Linked DNA regions of Homo sapiens: region 1 is linked to region 2. A link is an interaction called in ENCODE POLR2A ChIA-PET data of the cell type or tissue named here. Cell type or tissue: HepG2. All regions are shown on one strand. Each heading gives the region's core, and the rest is flanking DNA. Links, peaks and the distances in the headings are about the cores only. Region 1 has its middle 48 kb from the start of PDGFA. Region 2 has its middle 18 kb from the start of PDGFA-DT.

Region 1 (11,108 bases), core at 2,938-7,937, 68 kb after region 2:
AAAGATATGAATCATTCACCTCTCTGCTTGCTCTACTCCTCAGACATTTTGGGGTCAGGAGAAATGGCTGAATTAATTTTGTGTTTTAATGTGATAAAAACAGCAGCAAGGCCGGGTGTGGTGGCTCACACCTGTCATCCCAGCACTTTGGGAGGCCGAGGCGGGTGGATCACCTGAGGTCAGGAGTTTGAGACCAGCCTGGCCAACGTGGTGAAACCCCGTCTCTACTAAAAATACAAAAATTAGCCGGGTGTGATGGCGCGTGCCTGTAATCCCAGCTACTCGGGAGGCTGAGACAGGAGAATGGCTTGAACCCGGGAGGCGGAGGTTGCAGTGAGCCGAGATCACGCCACTGCACTCCAGCCCGGGCGACAGAGTGAGAGTCAGTCTCGAAAAAACAAAAACAAAAACAAAATAAAAAACCCACAAAACAAAAAACAAAAACAAAAACAAAACAGCCGCGAAACGGTGCTGTGGTTCCCCCACCCAGCCTCGCATGCAGGCTCCTCCACGGTGGCCGTGGCGGAGGGTCTCACGTAGCCCCTGAGACGCGCGCCCAGGGTGGGAGGCAGCTGGAACATGCGCTTCTCCCAGGGGCACCCACCGGGGGGCCCAGCTCTGCTCGCCCTCTGAAGCCCCCGCGGGCCGCTGGCGCCGCTCTCCTAAAAGACCTCCAGGGAGGCTTGCGATGCCTCCTGCCGCCGTCTGAGGGCTCGGGTGCCAAGCCCTGAAAGCTCTTGCCTCTGTGCCGTTGGGACTCCGACAGAAAACAGGGTGCTCAGCAATGTCCTGGGGGCAGGTGAAGCAGCCACGGGCAGGGCGTGTGGCCTGTGCAGTGCTGAGCCCAGCACCGTGGGGATGGGAAGGCGGATGTTCTGGGGGCCTCTGAGGGATTGATTTTCTCACGTCCTGAGGGCCACAGGTCTGGGGCCCTGGTGTTGCAGGACAGGCTCCTTCTGGGGGTTGAAGGAGAATCCGTCCTGGTCCCTCTCACTGGCTTCTGGATGGCCGTCGTCTCCCTGTGTCTCTTCCCATCTTCTTCCCTCTATGTGAGCCTCTCCCTGGGTCCAGGTTCCCCCTTTCCATGAGGACAGCAGTCCCACCAGATCGGGGCCTCCTGTGAGCTCATCTCCCCTCAATCTCATCTGCAAGGGCCCTGTCTCCAAATCAGGTCACATTCAGGGGTCCTGGGGGTTAGAATTTGGACATATGAATATCTGGGGGCACAGTCCAGCCCATAAGAGACATGAAGTGAGGGACAGTGGAGTCAGGCTGGGGCCCTTGAGAACACCTGGTATGTCCCCGTGTTGCTCTCTCCCCACCTCCTGTCTTAGCCAGGCCCCTGCAGGACAGCCGGGCCCTTGGCTGTGGAGCACACGTGCATCCAGCCCAGGGCCCTGAAGGGCTGTGGGGTGAGGCCTGCAGGAGCCGGAGGTGCTGGCCGTTCTCCTGAACCACCCAGATGACAAGCAGACCCGCCCCACGAGGCCCACACCCACTCCAGACACCAAACCACAGCTTCTCCTCCCAAGTCCAGACCACGTCCTCCTGTGGCCAGCCCTGATCCGGAACCACATTGGGAAGGGGCTTTGGGAAACATCCCAGCTTTCCTGTGCTGCCATGGCCTCCCACCCTGGCCTCCCTTGGTGCTAGTGGTGTAGCCTCTGCCTCCGCTTCCGGCAGTGCTGGATGGTGTAGACTCCCGCCTCGGCCTCCCACAGTGCTCTAGCCTCTCGCCCCGGCCTCCCGCAGTGCTGGGGCTCTAGCCTCCCCCATCGGCCTCCCACAGTGCTGGTCCTGCAGCCTCATGCCTTGGCCTCCCACAGTGCTGGTCCTGCAGCCTCATGCCTCGGCCTCCCACAGTGCTGGTCCTGCAGCCTCATGCCCTGGCCTCCTGCAGTGCTGGTGCTGCAGCCTCATGCCCCGGCCTCCTGCAGTGCTGGTGATGTAGCCTCTCGCCCCGGCCTCCCGCAGTGCTGGGGCTCTAGCCTCCCCCATCGGCCTCCCACAGTGCTGGTCCTGCAGCCTCATGCCTTGGCCTCCCACAGTGCTGGTCCTGCAGCCTCATGCCTCGGCCTCCCACAGTGCTGGTCCTGCAGCCTCATGCCCTGGCCTCCCACAGTGCTGGTCCTGCAGCCTCATGCCCCGGCCTCCTGCAGTGCTGGTGATGTAGCCTCTCGCCCCGGCCTCCCGCAGTGCTGGCGGTGTAGCTGCTGCACCTGGCCCCTTGTGCATCTTGTATTCTCTCCTGGATCTCAGGTGACCCAGCTGTGTTGCACTCTCCCCAGCCTTGCTGAGAAGCCTCCACAGAGCCAGGACCAGAGCCTGTGACCCTGAAGCTCCCAGAAGAGTTCCGGGTCAGTCTTACATCACTGACCTCCTATCCGCCGCGCGTCTTGGTTACAAACTACGAGAGTAGATGGTGGTGGGATAGATAATGGGACGGCTGACGGCAGGAGGGCTGGGGACACAGTAGAGCCACATGACCCCTGGGGTCCCAGCCAGGGCGGGGCCGTCCCCCGGGTTTAGGACGACACTGCTGTTGCTGTGAATAATTTCTAAAGTGTCCCAGCGCCTTCATCTGTCCCTCAAGATTCAAATCCCTGGACAGAAGCACATGAGTGCCCATTCCAGAGAGAGAGAGGGAGGCTCCACGTCTGAGGGGGAACCCAGCTCCTCCTGCCCCCCACGCATGCTCCACGTGCATGGCCGGGGGCTTGGGTGTGTTGGGAGGCCAAGACCCTCACAGCCCAATCAGCAAAATCCCACGCTTGTGAGGCCAACCTTGATCCACCCCCACCCCCTCCTAACACACATCCTGCCTGCCTGAGTGCGCTTCCTGGCTGCCTGACCTTTGGCCTCCGGTGCAGCCATGTCCCTGGGCTCCAGCCAGTGGGATTCGGGGGATTTCCAAGCCTGGCCCTACTCCTGCCCCACCATGATCCTCGCCCTCTTTCTCTGTCTGAGTGGAGAATTTGGAGGGGCCAAAGGCAGCACAGCAGAGCTGAGTCAAGTGGAGCCTGGATCCCTGCATGACCATGTGGACTGCTGCCCACCATCTGGGAACAATCCAGGTTGGCCTTCCCCTGACCGAGAAATAAACTCTACTGTGTCAAGCTGGGGAGTATGAGGCTCTATTAGAGCAGCTAGAGTTACCCATCTCAACAAACACAACTCGTGAGCCAGCTAAGGGCACGATCCACTTTATGGATGAAGAATCTGGCAGTATGACAATTCATGTCTTCAAAAAATATCACATGGCTAATTCGTGGGAAAGGTCATACCTAACCCCAGTCTCAGGGTGCTGGAGTGTGGGCTGGAGAACACAGTGGGGAATCCTGAAGCAGAGGCTGCAGGCACAGCCGACTGTCCCCAGAACTCACTTTGTCCCGGATCTCGTCAGCGGGCCCTGGGATTGCCCCAAAAGGAGCTGAGCCCATGTCTTTGAATCCAGACCCTGTGCTCTGTTGACAAAAGGACTTCTTATAAAAAAGTTAAGTTTTTTTGATTATAAAAGAAATACATATTCACTTTAGACAGAGTAGGACAAAGAAAAAAACGACAAACTTCCTATAATCCTTCTATCCAGAAATCATTATTGTAAACATTTTTGGATATTTCTCTCCATGTCTTCTTGTTTCTTTCTTTTAGAGATGGGGTCTTGCCATGTTGCCCAGGCTGGAGTGCAGTGGTGCAATCACAGCTCACTGTGACCTTGGACTTCGAAACTCCCGTGATTCTCCTGCCTCTACCTCCCTAGCAGCTGGGAAAACAGGCACGCACTACTATGCCTGCCTAATTAAAAAAGGATTTTTAAAAGAGACGGGGTCTCACTATGTTGCCCACGCTGGTCTTGAACTTCTGGGCTCAAGTGATCCTCCCGCCTCGGCCTCTCAAAGCACTGGGATCCCAGTTGGGAGCCACCATGCCAGCCCAGTCTTTTCCATATCAGTCTCTTTATCTCTGTTTCAGGCGTTTCTGGTTGTCCCCCGAATTCAACGGCCTCCCCCTGGTTGGCTGTTGGACTCCTGTGGTCTTTTTGTCAGCTGTGGGGTGGGGCGTGAGGGGGACATGGGGCTGGGCTGCCCAGAGCTCCTCGAAGTAGGGCAGGCTGTTGTCCGGTGGCTGGGTGATGTCAGCACCTCCAGGATCCTTGGCTGCAGGGAGCTTCACGCCCTTCCCAGGGCAGCCCACGACCACTGATGCATCCAGGCAGGTGCACAGGCCCAGCAGTCCTGGCCCAACCCACTTGCAGCAACTCTGCCAGCTCCCAGCCTCAGAGCTTCTTGTGGGCAGGCCGTCCACTGTTGGACCTTCCTCGCCCACCCTGCCTCCTCCCTCCCCTCCACGGGTGCTGACTGGGGAACATCCTGACACACCTCCTGGCTGCTGGGCTGTACCTCCGTCTGCCTCCTGGACCCAGGGACATTCTCAGCCAGCCTGGGCCCCTGTGCAGCCCCATGGGGCAAATGCCGAGCAGTCCAAAGCGGCAGCCCCGGTAGCTCCATTCGCCTGGCCCGCCACCGACTCACACGAGCAGGAGACAATTCTGGCCACGAGACCGGAGGGAAGCCTCCCGAGGGCTCCTGGGAGCATCTTCCCGGCTCTCAGAAAGGGGCACAAGGCTGGGTGCAGTGGCTGATGCCTGTAATCCTTGCACTTTAGGAGGCCAAGGCAGGGGGATTGCTGGAGGCCAGGAGTTCGAGACCAGCCTGGGCAACATAACGAGACCCCTATCTTTACAAAAATAAAAAAAAAATTATCCAGGCATGGTGGTGCATGCCTGTGGTCCCAGCTACTCAGGAGGCTGAGGTGGGAAGATTGCCTGGGCCCTGGAGGTTGAGGCTGTAGTGAGCTATGACCGTGCCACTGCACTGTAGCCTGAGTGACAGAGCCAGAACCCATCTTTAAAAATAAAAATAAAAATAAAAATAAAAAGTCATAAAAGGGGCAGAAGGCAGGGATGCCTTTAGAGGGTGGTGGATGAGGACGTGATGCCTGGAGCTATGGCAGTCCTCTTGTGACCACGAGGGGACAATTATGAGGTGTGAGGCCAATTGAGAATGGCAGGGTAGAGAGGAGGAGGAATCCCAGCTCCTGTGGTATCACAGAATCACTGAGTGCACACCTTGAACTTCCTGTCATGTGATATAACGCACCTCCTTCATGTAAAGCCACCGTGCGTCAGTGCCTCTGTGTGTGTGCGCATACACTGTGGCTTGTGTGCGGATTCCCCGCTTAACATCCAAACAAGCCAAAGGTCACTCCTCCTCGGGGGAAGGCTGTGAAAAGGCAGCTCCAGGAAAAGAAGTGTCAGGATGAGGGGGCCGGGGGACCTGCGCCGAGTCCCTAAACCCCAGGCCTGCCCAGCTCCACAAAGGTGGCATGGCGGGTGCCTCTAAGCTGTGTCCCCTCCTTGTCACCAGGGACGGTTCAGGGCTGCTCACCAGCTGCCAGGTGCCACCACCCGGGTCCCTCCCATGCCTTCTCCCTGGGCTGCAGGAGCTGTTGCAAGTGAGCTGGGGCCTGTGGGGTCAGCCCTCTGGCCGACAGACTCTTTCCCACAGAACTTTGGGAAGGGACTGACTCAGCAGAGCTATTTCTGATGTTTTCAGTCACTGGAGTCACTATCTCGACTTGTAAGACATAGTTTATGCTCCTTAGAAACTTGAGCCTGCCCCGGGAGTCCCTGGGGAGCTGCCAGGACAGATTTCGCACCGGCTCTGGCCCTCCCTTCCCTTGGAGGGGGAATGCGGGCCCGGCCTGAACAGGCAGTGTGAGGAAGTTCCAGCAACCGCTCCCACGTGGCTGCGTTCCGGAAGCTTCCTGGGCAGTCAGCTGCAGGCTCCATCAGGCTCCCTTTCGTTCCAGCCCCACTGTGAGCCCCTAGGGGACCGGCAGGAGCGATGAGGTCCCCAGAATTCAGCACTGTGCCGAGCTGGCCGGGCCACCCCTCTGGTCAAATGGCTCAGGGCAGCGGGCTCCCTGGGACTGCTCAACATGGGCGCCCCCGGCTGATCCATGGCTCATGGGCTGCTGGGGAAGACGGGGCCAGAGCTCCTCTGTCTCCCCTGCTTTGATGCCCCTCCTTGTCCGGGGCCATCTTGAGGACCTCAGTGATCCCCCATAGACCCTGGCCACAGTCACACCTGGCCCCCACCCAGGTCAGTCGGAAAGGTGATAGGGAAGAGAGGGTGGTGCGGGGAGCCTCCCATCATACAGATGAGAAACGGGGGCTTGATGGGTGAATGGGCTCAGCCCCGCCAGCAGAGCCAGGCCTCCAGCCCAGGCCCAGCTCACTCCATGACATCTCCCTGGACCCAGAACACTCCTGTTCGAGGCTGACACCATGACTTAGGAAGTCAGACCCTCGTCTGCTCTTCCAGTAGATCATCAGCGGTCTGCCGAGTGTGCCCAGGCTGGGCGTGTGCAGGGGTGCACAGGATCCTGGCGGGGGAGACAGACGGTCAACAGATGGACACGCCCCGAACAGCATGAAAGGGGAGAAGGGGCATGGGGGAGCTATAGGGTGGTGGGGGAGGGTGTGTTGAGGGGCACAGGGAGATATAGGGTGGCGGGGGAGGGGTGTGTTGAGGGGCACAGGGAGATATAGGGTGGCGGGGGAGGGGTGTGTTGAGGGGCACAGGGAGATATAGGGTGGGGGAGGGGTGTGCTGTGGGGCACAGGGAGATATAGGGCGGGGGAGGGGTGTGCTGTGGGGCACAGGGAGATATAGGGTGGGGGAGGGGTGTGCTGTGGGGCACAGGGAGATATAGGGTGGCGGGGGAGGGGTGTGCTGTGGGGCACAGGGAGATATAGGGTGGGGGAGGGGTGTGCTGTGGGGCACAGGGAGATATAGGGTGGCGGGGGAGGGGTGTGCTGTGGGGCACAGGGAGATATAGGGTGGCGGGGGAGGGGTGTGTTGAGGGGCACAGGGAGATATAGGGTGGCGGGGGAGGGGTGTGCTGTGGGGCACAGGGAGATATAGGGTGGTGGGGGAGGGGTGTGCTGTGGGGCACAGGGAGATATAGGGCGGGGGAGGGGTGTGCTGTGGGGCACAGGGAGATATAGGGTGGGGGAGGGGTGTGCTGTGGGGCACAGGGAGATATAGGGTGGCGGGGGAGGGGTGTGCTGTGGGGCACAGGGAGATATAGGGTGGCGGGGGAGGGGTGTGCTGTGGGGCACAGGGAGATATAGGGTGGCGGGGGAGGGGTGTGTTGAGGGGCACAGGGAGATATAGGGTGGGGGAGGGGTGTGCTGTGGGGCACAGGGAGATATAGGGTGGCGGGGGAGGGGTGTGCTGTGGGGCACAGGGAGATATAGGGTGGGGGAGGGGTGTGCTGCGGGGCACAGGGAGATATAGGGTGGTGGGGGAGGGGTGTGCTGTGGGGCACAGGGAGATATAGGGTGGGGGAGGGGTGTGCTGTGGGGCACAGGGAGATATAGGGTGGGGGAGGGGTGTGCTGTGGGGCACAGGGAGATATAGGGTGGGGGAGGGGTGTGCTGCGGGGCACAGGGAGATATAGGGTGGCGGGGGAGGGGTGTGCTGCGGGGCACAGGGAGATATAGGGTGGGGGAGGGGTGTGCTGCGGGGCACAGGGAGATATAGGGTGGTGGGGGAGGGGTGTGCTGCGTTGAGCAGTCCCCCAAATTTATGTCCACCTGGAACCCGTGATGTGGCCTTACTTGGAAATAGTCTTTGCACTTGTAACTAGTTAAATCCATGTCTTAAATGAGACCACCCTGGATTAGGGTGGGCCCTAAACCAATGACTGGTGTCCTCATGAGAGATGGAAGAAACTCACACACACAAGGGGTGGGTGAAGAGGGAGGTGGGATGGGAGACGCGTCTGAAAGTCATGGAACACAAGGAGGGCGGCCGCCAGAAGCTGAGAGAGGCCGGGATGACTCCCTAGAGCCTCCAGAGGGACCCAGCCCCGCCGATGCCTTGATTGCAGGCTTCTGGCTCCGGAAGGGTGAGAATCATTGCTGCGGTTTAATCCACGCAGTCTGTGGTGCTTTGTCACGGTAGCTGGAGCCAACTGAGGCAGCGTCCGGACCCTCAGCTCTGGACCCCACCACAGTCCTGCAGGGCTCCCAGCCTGTGGACCAAGGCTGGCCGATAGAGCTTTCTAGGGTGTGCCCTGGATCTGCACCGTCCAACATGGCAGCCACCGGCCACATGTGTGTACTGGGCACCGGAAATGTGGCTGGTACAGCTGAGGTTCTCAACTTTTAAAACGTCATCCATCTTTAATTTAACATAAGTACCCACACAGGGGCTCGTGGCTCTCCTATTGGACCAGCCACCCTGGAGTCCCCTGTGAGACACAGCTGTGCAGGGAAGTTAGTTCCCAGAACTCTGAGAGGTGCCCACGTGGGGAGGGCTGTTGGGTGGGAGCTCAGCTCTTGGACCTCCCATTCTCCATGGCACTTGCACCCATGCGTGTGGGTCACTGGGACACCCTGGGAACTTCCCACAGGCCAGCCTTTCTGTTCGTATTGGTGCCTTCAGGCCCAGGCAGAGTCCCAGACAGAGGAAGGAAGTCCTCGGCTGAGCTTTGTCGAAGTGATCTGGCTTTCCTGACATCCAATTTTTCTTTCTGCAGTTTACAATACCCCAGGGCTTAGCTGAAACCTCCGTCTCTACTTTGCAAGCTGCCCCAGATCCTAATGAGCATTCACTTCCCAGGGATTTGCAGAATTGTTTTAAATATAGACTCTACCACCAACCCCATAAAAAGTTGTATTGGTGGTAGTCATTCTTCAGCAGGCCGGTCATCATGTGAGACTTCCTCCGAGGGTTACGTAAGCGTGAGTGTGGGGTTCTGGGAGGGGGAAGTGGCTCTGTGTTGGCTCCGTGGGCAGCCAGGGTGCTTCGTACCAGTCATGCAGTCACCGTAAAGTTAACACCTTTGACTTCATTAGGAAAAAGGAGGAGGTTCCAGATATGTGTGGCTTATGTAGAGGTTTGAAAACAGGATTTCAGAAATGACTTTTAGCTAGGCTTTTGGTGACCATGTCTCAGCACTGGGGATAGAGCCTTTGGCCAGGGGCCTGGTGGGACTGTAGGACCCAGGGCAGAGGCGAGAGAGCATGCAGTTGGCATCTGAAGACCTGGGCTTGAGTTCAGCGTCTTCTGCCAGCCTGGGGTCCTCAGACACTGGAACACTCACCCGCATCTCACTAATTAAGGAAATAGGCTGTGAGGGGGATGGTAATGGCAATGACAGTGATGTGGCAGTGGTGGTAGGACAGTTGCAGGAATGACAGAGATGGTGATGGTGACAGAGGTGATGGTCGTGAGGAGGTGATGGCCATGGGAGGCGACGGTCATGAGGAAGTGAAGGTCATGGGAGGTGATGGTCATGAGAGGTGGTGGTCATGAGAAAGTAATTGTCATGAGGAAGTGACAGTCTTGAGGAAGGGATGGTCTTGAGGAAGTGACAGTCATGGAAGGTGATGGTCATGAGGAAGTGATGGTCATGAGGAAGTGACAGTCATGGAAGGTGATGGTCATGAGAGGTGATGGTCATGAGAGGTGATGGTAATGAGGAAGTGACAGTCATGAGAGGTGGTGGTCATGGGAGTCGGTGGTCAGTGAGAGGTGATGGTCATAGGAGGTGGTGGTCAATGAGAGGTGATGGTCATGAGGAGGTGATGGTCATGAGGAAGTGATAGTCATGAGAGGTGATGGTCATGAGGAAGTGATAGTCATGAGAGGTGATGGTCATGGGAGGCGATGGCCAATGAGAGGTGATGGTCATGGGAGGCAATGGTCATGGGGAAGTGACAGTCTTGAGGAAGGGATGGTCATGAGGAAGTGATAGTCATGAGAGATGATGGTCATGGGAGGTGGTGGTCAATCAGAGGTGATGTTCATGAGGAAGTGATAGTCATGGGAAGTGATGGGAGGTGATGATTATGAGAGGTGGTGGTCATGAGGAAGTAATGGTCATGAGGAAGTGATAGTCATGGGGAAGTGATAGTCGTGAGATGTGGTGGTCATGAGAGGTGATGGTCATGAGGAGCTGATGGTTATGAGGAAGTGATACTCATGGGGGGTGGTAGTCATGGGAGGTGATATCTGTGGGAGGTGGTGATATTTGTGGGAGGTGGTAATGCTTGTGGGAGGAGGTGATGGCCATGAGGAGGTGATGGTTGTGGGAGGAGGTGATGGTCATGGGTGGTGACGGTTGTGGGACGAGGTGATGGCCATGGGAGGTGATGGTTTTGGGAGGAGGTGATGGTTGTGAGAGGAGGTGATGGTTGTGGGAAGTGATAGTTGTGGGAGGAGGTGATGGTTGTGGGAGGTGGTGATGGTTGAGGAAGGAGGTGATAGTCATGGGAAGTGATGGTTGTGGGAGGAGGTGATGGTCATGGGTGGTGATGGTTGTGGGAGGAGGTGATATTTGTGGGAGGTGGTAATGCTTGTGGGAAGAGGTGATGGCCGTGAGAGGTGATGGTTGTGGGAGGAGGTGATGGTTGTGGGAGGTAGTGATGGTTGAGGAAGGAGGTGATAGTCATGGGAAGTGATGGCTGTGAGGAGGTGATGGCCATGAGGAGGTAGGATAATCTCCTATGTAATACTCTAGACTTTCCTATTTTTTTTTCCTGTGTCAACAAAGGCTGGGGAGCCCCCGTCTAGTCTGAGGGGCCTGATATGTTTTTCCCTAACGTCACATGGCTGGGAGACCTGGGGTCAGCTCTTGGTCTCCACCTTTAAAGACCCATTGTGACACCTTCGGCCTGAGACTCGAGGTGGACTCACATTTCGGCTTGGCCTGAAGGGACACCTGCCTCACCTCTCTGCTGTGTAGGCAGCAGTGGTCAGCCCATTCTCCCCAAGGCCGGCCTCTGCCTCCTACTGTTTCATGATTTGAGGCTCAATGGAAAGAGGGATGATGGTGAGGGAGGAGGGTGAGGGAGGAGGGTAAGGGAGGAGGGCGAAAGAGGAGGGTGGGGGATGAGGATGAGGGTAAGGGATGAGGGTGAGGGAGGAGGGTGAAGGAGGAGGGTGAAGGAGGAAGATGAGGGATGAGGGTGAGAGATGAGGGTGAGGGAGGAGAGTGAAGGAGAAAGGTGAAGGATGACAGTAAGGGATGAGG
Region 2 (9,256 bases), core at 711-5,710:
CGCTGGGGAGACAGGCAGGCCCTGCCATATGGGGCCTGGGACTTGGGGGTGATTTCATGTCTGGAGGTCGGGCCAGGAGGCCCTCGGCAGGGGTGGCTCCGGGATCCTGGGCCCCACCCTTCGGAGCTCCATTCGGCCCCAAGGGCTCTGGCCTAGGAGACTCCCCGGTCCAGATGGGCTGTGGGCCTGCCCTGGCCTCGTCAGAGTCCAGCTCATCCTTGCCCCTTCCAGAGCTACCAGCCACGCTGACCTCTCTCTCCCCTCTTGGGCCGCTCTTGCCTCCTGGAATGTGACCAAATTAGGCGGCTGGTGACTAACTTTCCTACCCGAGCTCCACCTCCAGTTGGTCAAAGGATTTCCCTTCCTCGAGGGTTCCTCTCGTCTGGTTCTAACTTCTCCACCAAGTGCAGGGAGGCCTTCCCCTCACCCCTCAGTCTGGGCCTGCCCCTGGCCTGCTTGGGGGCCACGAAGGCTCTCAGAGGCTGCTCATGGGAACAGCTTTACAGTCAGATCTTGCAGGCACGCAGCGCGTTGTATAATCCACCCATAGGGCTTTCTTCAGCCAGGCAGAAGGTCACTGGGTCGGGTTCCACTGATCCCAGCAGGGGGTCTGCTTGGGGACGGAGCCCCGTGTCACCGCTGGAGACGTCCCTTAGAATTAAGACTGTCAGCCCCTCACCAGCCTCCTTAGCCAAACATTGTTTTCACTTGCGCAGTTGGGGAAATTGACTGTTGTATCTCAGAAATGCACTTGAAAAGGAGCCTGGCGATCCCCGGCCTGGGATGCTGCGGCCCTGCCCGGGCTGGCTGGCGTGCGCTGTGCTGGGTAAAGCAGAGAATTACACGGTCACCTAACGTGCCTCAAACCCTAGTCCCAGCTCTTCCTTGCTGTGTGGCCCCAGGCACGTTCCTTAACTCCTCTGACACTGCTCATCTCTAAAGTGGGGTCATAATGTTTGCCCCGTGGGGTTGGAGGTGAGAGTGAAGCAAGACTGCGCAGGTGAAGCTGGTTGCAGGGGGTTGGAGGTGAGCTGACGCGAGACTGCGCAGGTGAAGCTGGTTGCAGGGGGTTGGAGGTGAGCGTGACGCGAGACTGCGCAGGTGAAGCTGGTTGCAGGGGGTTGGAGGTGAGGGTGAAGCGAGACTGCGCAGGTGAAGCTGGTTGCGTGGGGTTGGAGGTGAGCTGACGCGAGACTGCGCAGGTGAAGCTGGTTGCAGGGGGTTGGAAGTGAGCTGACGCGAGACTGCGCAGGTGAAGCTGGTTGCGTGGGGTTGGGGGTGAGCTGACGCGAGACTGTGTAGGTGGAGCTGGTTGAATGGGGTCTGGTGCAGAGGACATTCACGGCTGTGGAGCTGCTGTCGCGTATGACGTCTCTGTCACACCCAACAGTGATGGGAACTGGGCCCTCCCCACGTCCGGCATGTGCCTCCCGGAGCTTCTGCTGTGTGCGCCATGTCCTTCAGCTCCCAGTGGGCCCGGTGGGCCTGCAGTCATCCTGGAATACTGCCTGCTCCTACTCTTCAAGGCCTCTGCGTGCCCCACCCTGAGCACAGCAGCTGGAAGTGAGGCCTCCTCTCCTATCCTCCTATTACCTAAGCCAAGCGTCTCCCCACCTGTGGCTGGCCCCGAGAACTCCCTGACGAGGGACGCCCAGGTGCCTCTCAGCGGCCCCCAGTTTTGGAAAAGCGGCAAACGTCTCCATGGACGCAGCCTGTCCTGTGGCCCTTCCTCGATCTGTCGGGTGATTGCTGTGTGCATCACACTCCAAAACGTGGTGGCACGAAACAGACGCCTCATGTTCACTACGGATGCTGCCCTGCAGACCTCAGACAGGGCCCGGTGAGTGGCGCTTGTGTGCTCCGTGATGCTTGGGGTCTGGGCTCAGCAGACTCCCTGGGGGTGGGGTAGGGGGCTCAGCGGGCTCCCTGGGTGTCGGGGTGGGTGGGGGCGCTCAGTGGGCTTCCTGTGGGTGGGGTGGGGGTGGGGGGCTCAGCGGGCTCCCTGGGAGTGGGGGAGGGGGCTCAGCAAGCTCCCTGCAGGTGGGGGTGGGGGGCTCAGCGGGCTCCCTGGGGTTGGGTGGGGCGGCGCCTACATCCTGTGTGGCTTGGGCTTCCTCCCAGCATGGTGGCTCTAGTGGAGCTAGATTTCCCTCGAGACGTCTGAGGGCTCCAAAAGCCAGCTGGTTCCAGCCAGCTGTTAGCGTTGGGGACTCGGGCCCTCAGGGAGCCCCTGTTCCAGCAGGCAGGGTGTGAGCTGCGTGGCCATTTGCGACCGAGTCTCAGAGGCCACAGAGCATTGTTTCCAGCACAGTCTGTGGTTGATGATGAGACAGCCTGCCTGGATCCAGGGGGACACAGACCCCCACTTGCTGATGTGAGAGATCAAGGGACTGGTGGTCCTGTTTTCAAACCACCACACCTTCCAGGGTCCAGGAACTCTTGACCCAGGTGAGCTCTGGCTGGGGGTCAGCAGGCATCAAGCTAGTTATGCTGCGCACAACGCCTGATTGGCTGTCTAGTCCCAGGGACAGGCTACGGCGTTCATGATACGGGCACAGGCCGGCTGGTTCCTCTACACCAGAGTGTGTGTCTGGCCACACTGTGCGCCATGCACACAGGGAACACTCAGATGTTGGATGAATGAATGTACGACCAACTCTAAACCCAGACGGGACTCTTGCAGAGGCAGCCTGGGTCAGAAGGAATGGAATCGCTGCGCGGAGGAGCCCCGGAGACCTTAGGCGGGGTGGGGAAACTGAGTCTGGGAGACAGCGGGTCTGGCTGGGGTATCAGAGCTGAGGCTGCAGCCCCGCTGGGCCTCTCACACTTTGCTCCTCCGAACTACCCGAGTGAGAAGGAGTCTTGTCATCTTGCTTTTGGTCTGATTATTGTTGCTGTCAATACAGTAAAGCAAACTTTACACGCTTTAGAAGGACGAGGTCCTGGTCATGTGCTGGTGCTCCTAGGAGCCCACGTTTATATTTTTCTGTAGGCCGAAGAAATCACAACAAGTAACTTTCATGAAGGTAGACAACCCTGGTATCAACTCTCCGCATTGATGGAGAGCAGAGAGGCTGCTCCCACCCCGAGGTGGTGACAGGCCGCTCTGGAGGGGGTGAGGCTTGGCCAGGGACGGGGTGGGGGTGGCCCCTGGGTGCTCTGGGACTGGGGCCTGGGTCCCTGAGATAGGGTGGAGGAGGCCCGTAGGGAGCAGGGGAGCAGGCTGGTTCCACGGACCCCTGCCTTCCTGCTCCCACTCTGGAATCCTCTTGTCCTTGGCTCAGGGTTGGGATCTAGCCTGGGCTTGCCCCACCAGTTTTGCCTGTCACTGGGCCATAAACCCCTCCTGTTTATGGGCCGGGCCACCACCCCACTGGAACCTGGCCAGGCTTCTCCTAGGAGGGCGGGCTCACTCCCTCTGGGAGTCCCCCCACACCACACAGGGCAGCCGCCTGGAGGCCCGATGAGGTGGCTAGAGGTGTGGGTGGCCCTGTGAGCAGTGGGCGGCACCCCTGGGGTGGTGGTGGCTGGAATTCTCAGGCCCCAGGCTCTTCCCGGGCCGTTAGGCCGAGTGCATCCAGGCAGCCCTGCACACCCCCTCACCACCCACCCCACCCCACCCCACCCCACCCCACCCCACCCCACCCCACCCCCGGCGCAGGAGGCCACGTGTCTGTTCACCTCCACGTCTAGGCTCGGAACGCCGGAGAGCAGGGGCGGGGACCCCAGTGTAGGGAGCCTGGGCCTGTGTCCGCTAAACGTGTGACGTGCACACAGAGTGTTGGTTTAATTCCGCAGACGCTCCCTGGTGCCTCCTGTGTTAGCGTTGGGGACTCGGGCCCTCAGGGAGCCCCTGTTCCAGCTGGCAGGTGGGGACTGAAGCTCCCTTGGAGTGTGTGGGCAGGTAGAGGAGGGCACCGCCCTGAGCCTCAGGAATCTACTCGCCGGCCTCAGGAGGCAGTTACACACCCGGCCCCCTCCCGGTTCTACTGGCCCCTGGGACAGGCTGCAGGGCTGGCTAGGAGTCTGGCTTCACACCGGCCCCCAGAGGTGGTGCCTCTGCCCGCAGTGAGTGGGGGCACAGGGGTTCCTCACCAAGGCTCCACCGGCGTAGCTGAGGCACTTGTCCCCAAACGGGAGCCCCCCGCCAGCTGGAAGGGTCCTTCCAAGTCCAGGGGAGGCAGACAGGACCCCCTGTGCAGGCGACAGAGGGCAACTGCTCTGAGCTCAGGGCCTGGGGAGGTGACTGTGTGGCAGGCGGGGTCCTATGTGGCAGGCAGGGTCCCGTGTGGGGAATGCTCAGAGCCCTGCTGACTCCACTGGCTTCTGGGCATTCCTGGTCTGACCTCCAGGCCGGCTCCTGGGACCCTACCAGTCTGAGGGATGGGGAAGGAAAGGGTAGGGCGGGCAACTGTGCCCGAGAGGGGACCCCAGCTCTGGACTCTGGCTGGCTCGAAACACCTTGGGGCCATGCCCATCTGTCCAGTTGGGCTGTAGAGAGGCTTGGAGGAGCCACCGGAGTGAAGGAGGGTCGCCAGCGTCTTTAAGAAACCGCAGGATGCTGACGCCCCTAGAGCCCCCATTGGGTTGGTGAGGAAGTGGGGGCCCTGGGGGGATGTGTGAGTTGTGTTCCTCTCAGCAAGTCTGGCTTCCTTGGGGGCCTAGGAGGGGACACTGAGGGCTTGCTGTCCCCATGGGGAGGTTGTAAGGTGAGACTCTCAGGAGCTCCTTCCTCCTGTCTAGGGGGTGCCCCCTTCCCCCCACCTTTCTGGGGTGACAGGCCCGGGGGGGCCCCCAGATTTTCTGAGGCCTGGGGGCTGGCCTGGCCGGCTGGGTCAGGAAGTGAAGGGCTGGCATGGGGGAGGGAGGGGAGGACTGGAAAGTGCATTCCAGGCGGGTGACACAGCCTGCGGCCTTGGGGTGGGGTGGGGCCAGGCTGGGCTGCCCTTCTCGGGAAGGTCCCTGGGATCCAGCTCCCCGAGGAGGCAGATAAGAGGGGTGGGGCCTGGCTGCATGGGAAGAGGAAATTCCAGGCCTGGGACAGCTGCTGCTGTCTTTCAAGGCTGGATTCAAATGCCACCTCCTCCTGGAAGCCGCCTCAGATTCCTCTGCAGCCCCTGGACCAGGGGCGCCCTCCTCCAGGGACCCCGGCTCCCCTGGGCTCTGGTCAGGTCAGCCCCAGGCTGGGCCCTCCACGGCCCTGATCCACCGCAGCGCACTCCTGCTGTGCACCCCTGCAGTGCACCCCAGAACCTAAGCAGGGCCTGGCCGGGCCGCCCACAACCACGGAGCTGGGGTGGGTGTGTTCCCTGCACCCAAGGCCGGCGGCCAGGCGTGGAGGGAGGGGGGCGTGTGAGTGAGGGCCACAGCCTGGTGGGGGAGTCGATTTCCTGGTGCTTCCTGTGCCCAGCGCTGTTCCCAGCCCTCTCCATGGATTAACTCACTCTCTCTATTCCTGATTTCCCTGGAGTGTAGGCAAATCAGCCCCACTTCACAGCTGAGGACGCTGAGGGCAGTCGTGGTAAGGCCAGGTCCCTGGCAGGCTGGCCCCGGAGGTGGATCAGGTCCCTCTCCCACCTGGGAGCCGGGTGGGCCGATGTCTTTTTTTGGCGGGGACCAGGAGAGTGAAAGCCTGGGAGCTGGGTTGGCCAATGTCTTTTTTGGGGGGGGGACTCTTCAGGAGGGTGAAAGCCAGGCTCACTGTCCCTGGGGGCTTCCAGCACCATGAAGGTGAGTGCCCCCTGGCCCCTGAACAAGGTCCCCCTCCACCACACCCAGGCCCCCTCCATCACACCTAGGCACCCTCCATCACACCTAGGCACCCTCCGTCGCTGCTTCCCCGGCTCGGCAAGGCTTCACGGAGCCCACTTCTTGGAAGTGAATATGGATGAGTTTAGGCCCCTGCAAGTCTCCCGAGGAGAAGCTGGGGGTGCCCAGTGGTGAGAAAACTCCCCCATGTGCCAGGCACTGGCATTGGCTCATTTCATCCTCACTGCAGCATTAAGTCAAGGGTGGCTGCCAGCCTCCAGGTGGGCCCGAGGTCCTACCTCCCCATGTCTGTGCCCTCCCATAGCCCTTCCTGCATTGACAGGGCCTGTGCTGGGGTGGGGCTTCCCAGGAGTGGTCAGAGAAGACACGGTGGCTTTGGCCTTGCTGTTTGGGCCTCTTGCTCCCCGGGATGCCAGCCGCCATGTTGTGAGGACACTCAAGCAGCTGCAGGGTGAGAAACCGACACCTAACAACCACGGCCTGGTCCACAGGATCCCGGGGAAGCCGTTTCTGAATTCCTGAACTACAGACACCGTGAAGTCATGAATTTGTTTTGTTTTTGGTTTTTGAGGCAGGGTCTCGCTCTGTTGCCCAGGCTGGAGTACAACGGTGCGATCACGGCTCACTGCAGCCTCAACCCCTGGGCCCAAGCCATCTTCCCGCCTCAGCCTCCCAAGTAGCTGAGACTATAGGCACGCACCACCACGCCTGGCTAACTTTGTAATTTTTTGTAGAAATGAGGTCTGTGTTGCCCAAGCTGGACTCAACCTCCTGAGCTCAAATGATCTCCTGCCTCGGCCTCCCAAAGTGCTGGGATCACAGGCGTGGGCCATGGTGCCTGTCATGAGGTCTTCACTGTTGGGTTGAGACTCTGCATTTGGAGGTGGTTTATTAGGCAGCAATAGAGAACCATGGCAGCAAATGTTATCATTTCTGGGATACTGAGGGTAAGCGTGGCTGTCATCCAGGAACAGGCTAGAAGGAGACTCTGGACCCCGGGCCGTCAGGGCTGAGTGACCCTCATCCGTGGTACCTCACGGCCTCTCTGGAATTCTGGGGTCTCTGTTGGACACTCTGGGTGACACCCTGTGGTTCCTGGAGACCCCTCCTGCTGGGTTTCACACACGGCCTCGCCGACGGGCCAGAAGACCACAATGGCTTTGAAAAGCAAGAGCCGGCGGTGTTGCCTCCTAGGAGCTCCCTAGGGACCAGGTGGGGCTGGCTTGGGCCCAGGCCAGACCTAGCCCCTGAGGTTTGCTAATGGAAGGTGGGTCTGGGTTCTGCCCCCATCAGCTCCTCCAACAAGAGCCCGGGCAGGGAGGACAGAATTATTTTTAACCTGTGATCTGCCAGGGAAGTGCTCTGTAACTCAGGGGAAGGCCCCAGACTTGGCAAGGGCGGTGTCTTCAGGAGCCAAGCCCCTCACCTCTCCTGCCAGGGGTTCCTTTTACCGTCTTATGGTGGATTTCCCTTTTCCTTGGGCTTTTGGGGTATCCACGGAGCAGAGCTGTGACCTGGCTGGCTTAGGGTTTTTTTTTTTTTTTTTTTTTGAGACAGTTTCACTCTCATTGCCCAGGCTGGAGTGCAGTGGCGCGATCTTGGCTCACTGCAACCTCCCCCTCCTGGGTTCAAGCGATTCTTCTGCCTCAGCCTCCCAAGTAGGTGGGATTACAGGCATGCACCACCACGCCCGGCTAATTTTGTATTTTTAGTAGAGACGTGGTTTCTCCATGTTGATCAGGCTGGTCTCGAACTCCCAACCTCAGGTGATCTGCCCGCCTCGACCTCCCAAAGTACTGGGATTACAGGGGTGAGCCACCGCACCCAGCCGGCTGGCTTAGGTTTTAAAATTAAGGCTCACTCTAGGACCGTAGGGGATCCAGGGAGAAGGCTGAAGGGAGGCCACAGTTATCCCTGGAGAAGAGGTGGGGCCAGGTGGAGGTTCTACCTGGTTAGGTTTGGGAGAGGCTCAGAGGTTGAGTCAACAGGGGTTCCCCCAGACCAGAGGCACCAGGTGAGGGGGAAGGTGCAGGCCGGGTGCCCCTTGCTGGCCTGGGTGGCTGGGAGGTGGTGTCATTGTTGCCTGGGGGACGAAGCTGGGGCGCTGTGGGTTTGGGGCTCTGTTTGGGCCATAATGAGATCAGCTTGTCTTTAGACACCCATGCAGAGGTGTTGGGCAGAGCTGGACCCGAGTCCAGTTGTCAGGACGGAGGCAGTGTTGCCCCCATGAGAAGACGGTGAAGAGTGAGCTCTGGACCCTCCAGGGTGAAGAGGAGGAGCCGGGCCAGGCATGGTGGGTCACGCCTGGCGTCTCACCACTGTGGGAGGCCGAGGCGGGAGGAACACTTGAGCCCAGGAATTCAAGACCAGCCTGGGCAACACAGTGAGACCCTAACTTTACAGAACATACAAAAATTAGCCAGGTGTGGTGGCTTGCACCTGTAGTCCCAGCTACTCGTGGGGCTGAGGTGGGAGCATCACCTACGCCTGGGAAGTGGAAATTGCAGTGAGCTGTGATTGCAGCCTGGGCAACAGAGCAAGACCCTGTCTCACAAGATAAAACAATAAAGAAAAGAGGAGCCCGGGAAGGAGTAGCCGGGGTTGACTCCAGAACACAGGGCTGGGGGTCCTGAAACAGGAGAAGGCGGCACATCGGGGGCAGGTGTGCAATGCTGCAGTGATGTCCTATCAGATAAGAGAACTGACCAGAGGGGTCAGTGCTGGCGAGGTCGTGGCGCTCTTCACAACAGGCGATCCATGGGTCGGATGGCAGTTCAGGAGTGGGCATCTCAGCCCCCTGGCCAAGGACTGCGTTCTGAGAAAGAGCTTCATTGATCTTACCGGTAGGCAGACGGGTGGTTCGCACTCTTTCTTGCTGACGAGAACCAGGGCTCTCCAGCCGCTCCTGGCAGCCGTCTTGTCACCATGAGGGAACCCAAGAGGAGGACCAAGATGTGGAGCCGGACCCTTGATCAGACCTCTCCTGAATCCCGCCTCTGGGCTTCCCAGTAAGATCCCTGACTGTGTTTGGGCTGAGTTTCTATTTTCTGGAGCTGAACGCATCAGCTGAAATAGCCAGACTGTCCAACAGGCAGGTTAAGCCCCTGGTTCACGTGTTTGTCACCCATCCTCACCTTCCAGATGTCCAGTCCCATGAGGGTGGGACTGTGTCCCTGCTGCGTCCCCTGACTAGAACGGGGTGGACACAGAGTACACAGTACGTGCAAAATAAATACTGTTGAATGCAGCCGGGCGCAGTGGCTCACCCCTGTAATCCCAGCACCTTGGGAGGCTGAGGCAGGAGGATAGCTTGAGGCCAGAAATTGGAGACCAGCTTGGGCAACTTAGCAAGATCCTGTTGCTACAAAAACTTAAAATACTGTTGAATGGAAGTGTCTTAAATCACACTATCAAAGCAAGGGGGAGAGTGAGCGAGCGAGAGAGAGAGAAATGGAGAGATGGAGAGAGACAGAGACATGGGGAGAGA

What was found. Peaks named below come from ENCODE experiments on the same cell type or tissue, not always from the same donor. Only the 100,000 strongest peaks of a DNase experiment are listed, where the experiment ranks them.
Region 1: POLR2A ChIA-PET joins it to region 2 with 14 read pairs; 5 of 35 experiments call an interaction of 5 or more read pairs at or near these places.

What each region holds. Positions count from the first base shown.
Region 1 is chr7:466,689-477,796 of GRCh38, reverse strand. No RefSeq gene overlaps it. Among named protein-coding and RNA genes, the nearest start is that of PDGFA, 48 kb to the left of the region's middle. RefSeq lists enhancers at 1,494-2,388, 2,711-3,005, 5,877-6,833. In HepG2, for the core only: no CTCF peak of the experiment used is centred there; a DNase peak (open chromatin) is centred at 5,196.
Region 2 is chr7:534,085-543,340 of GRCh38, reverse strand. No RefSeq gene overlaps it. Among named protein-coding and RNA genes, the nearest start is that of PDGFA-DT, 18 kb to the right of the region's middle. RefSeq lists enhancers at 2,794-3,735, 3,736-4,679. In HepG2, for the core only: no CTCF peak of the experiment used is centred there; DNase peaks (open chromatin) are centred at 3,420, 3,740 and 4,940; H3K4me3 peaks cover 1,293 bases.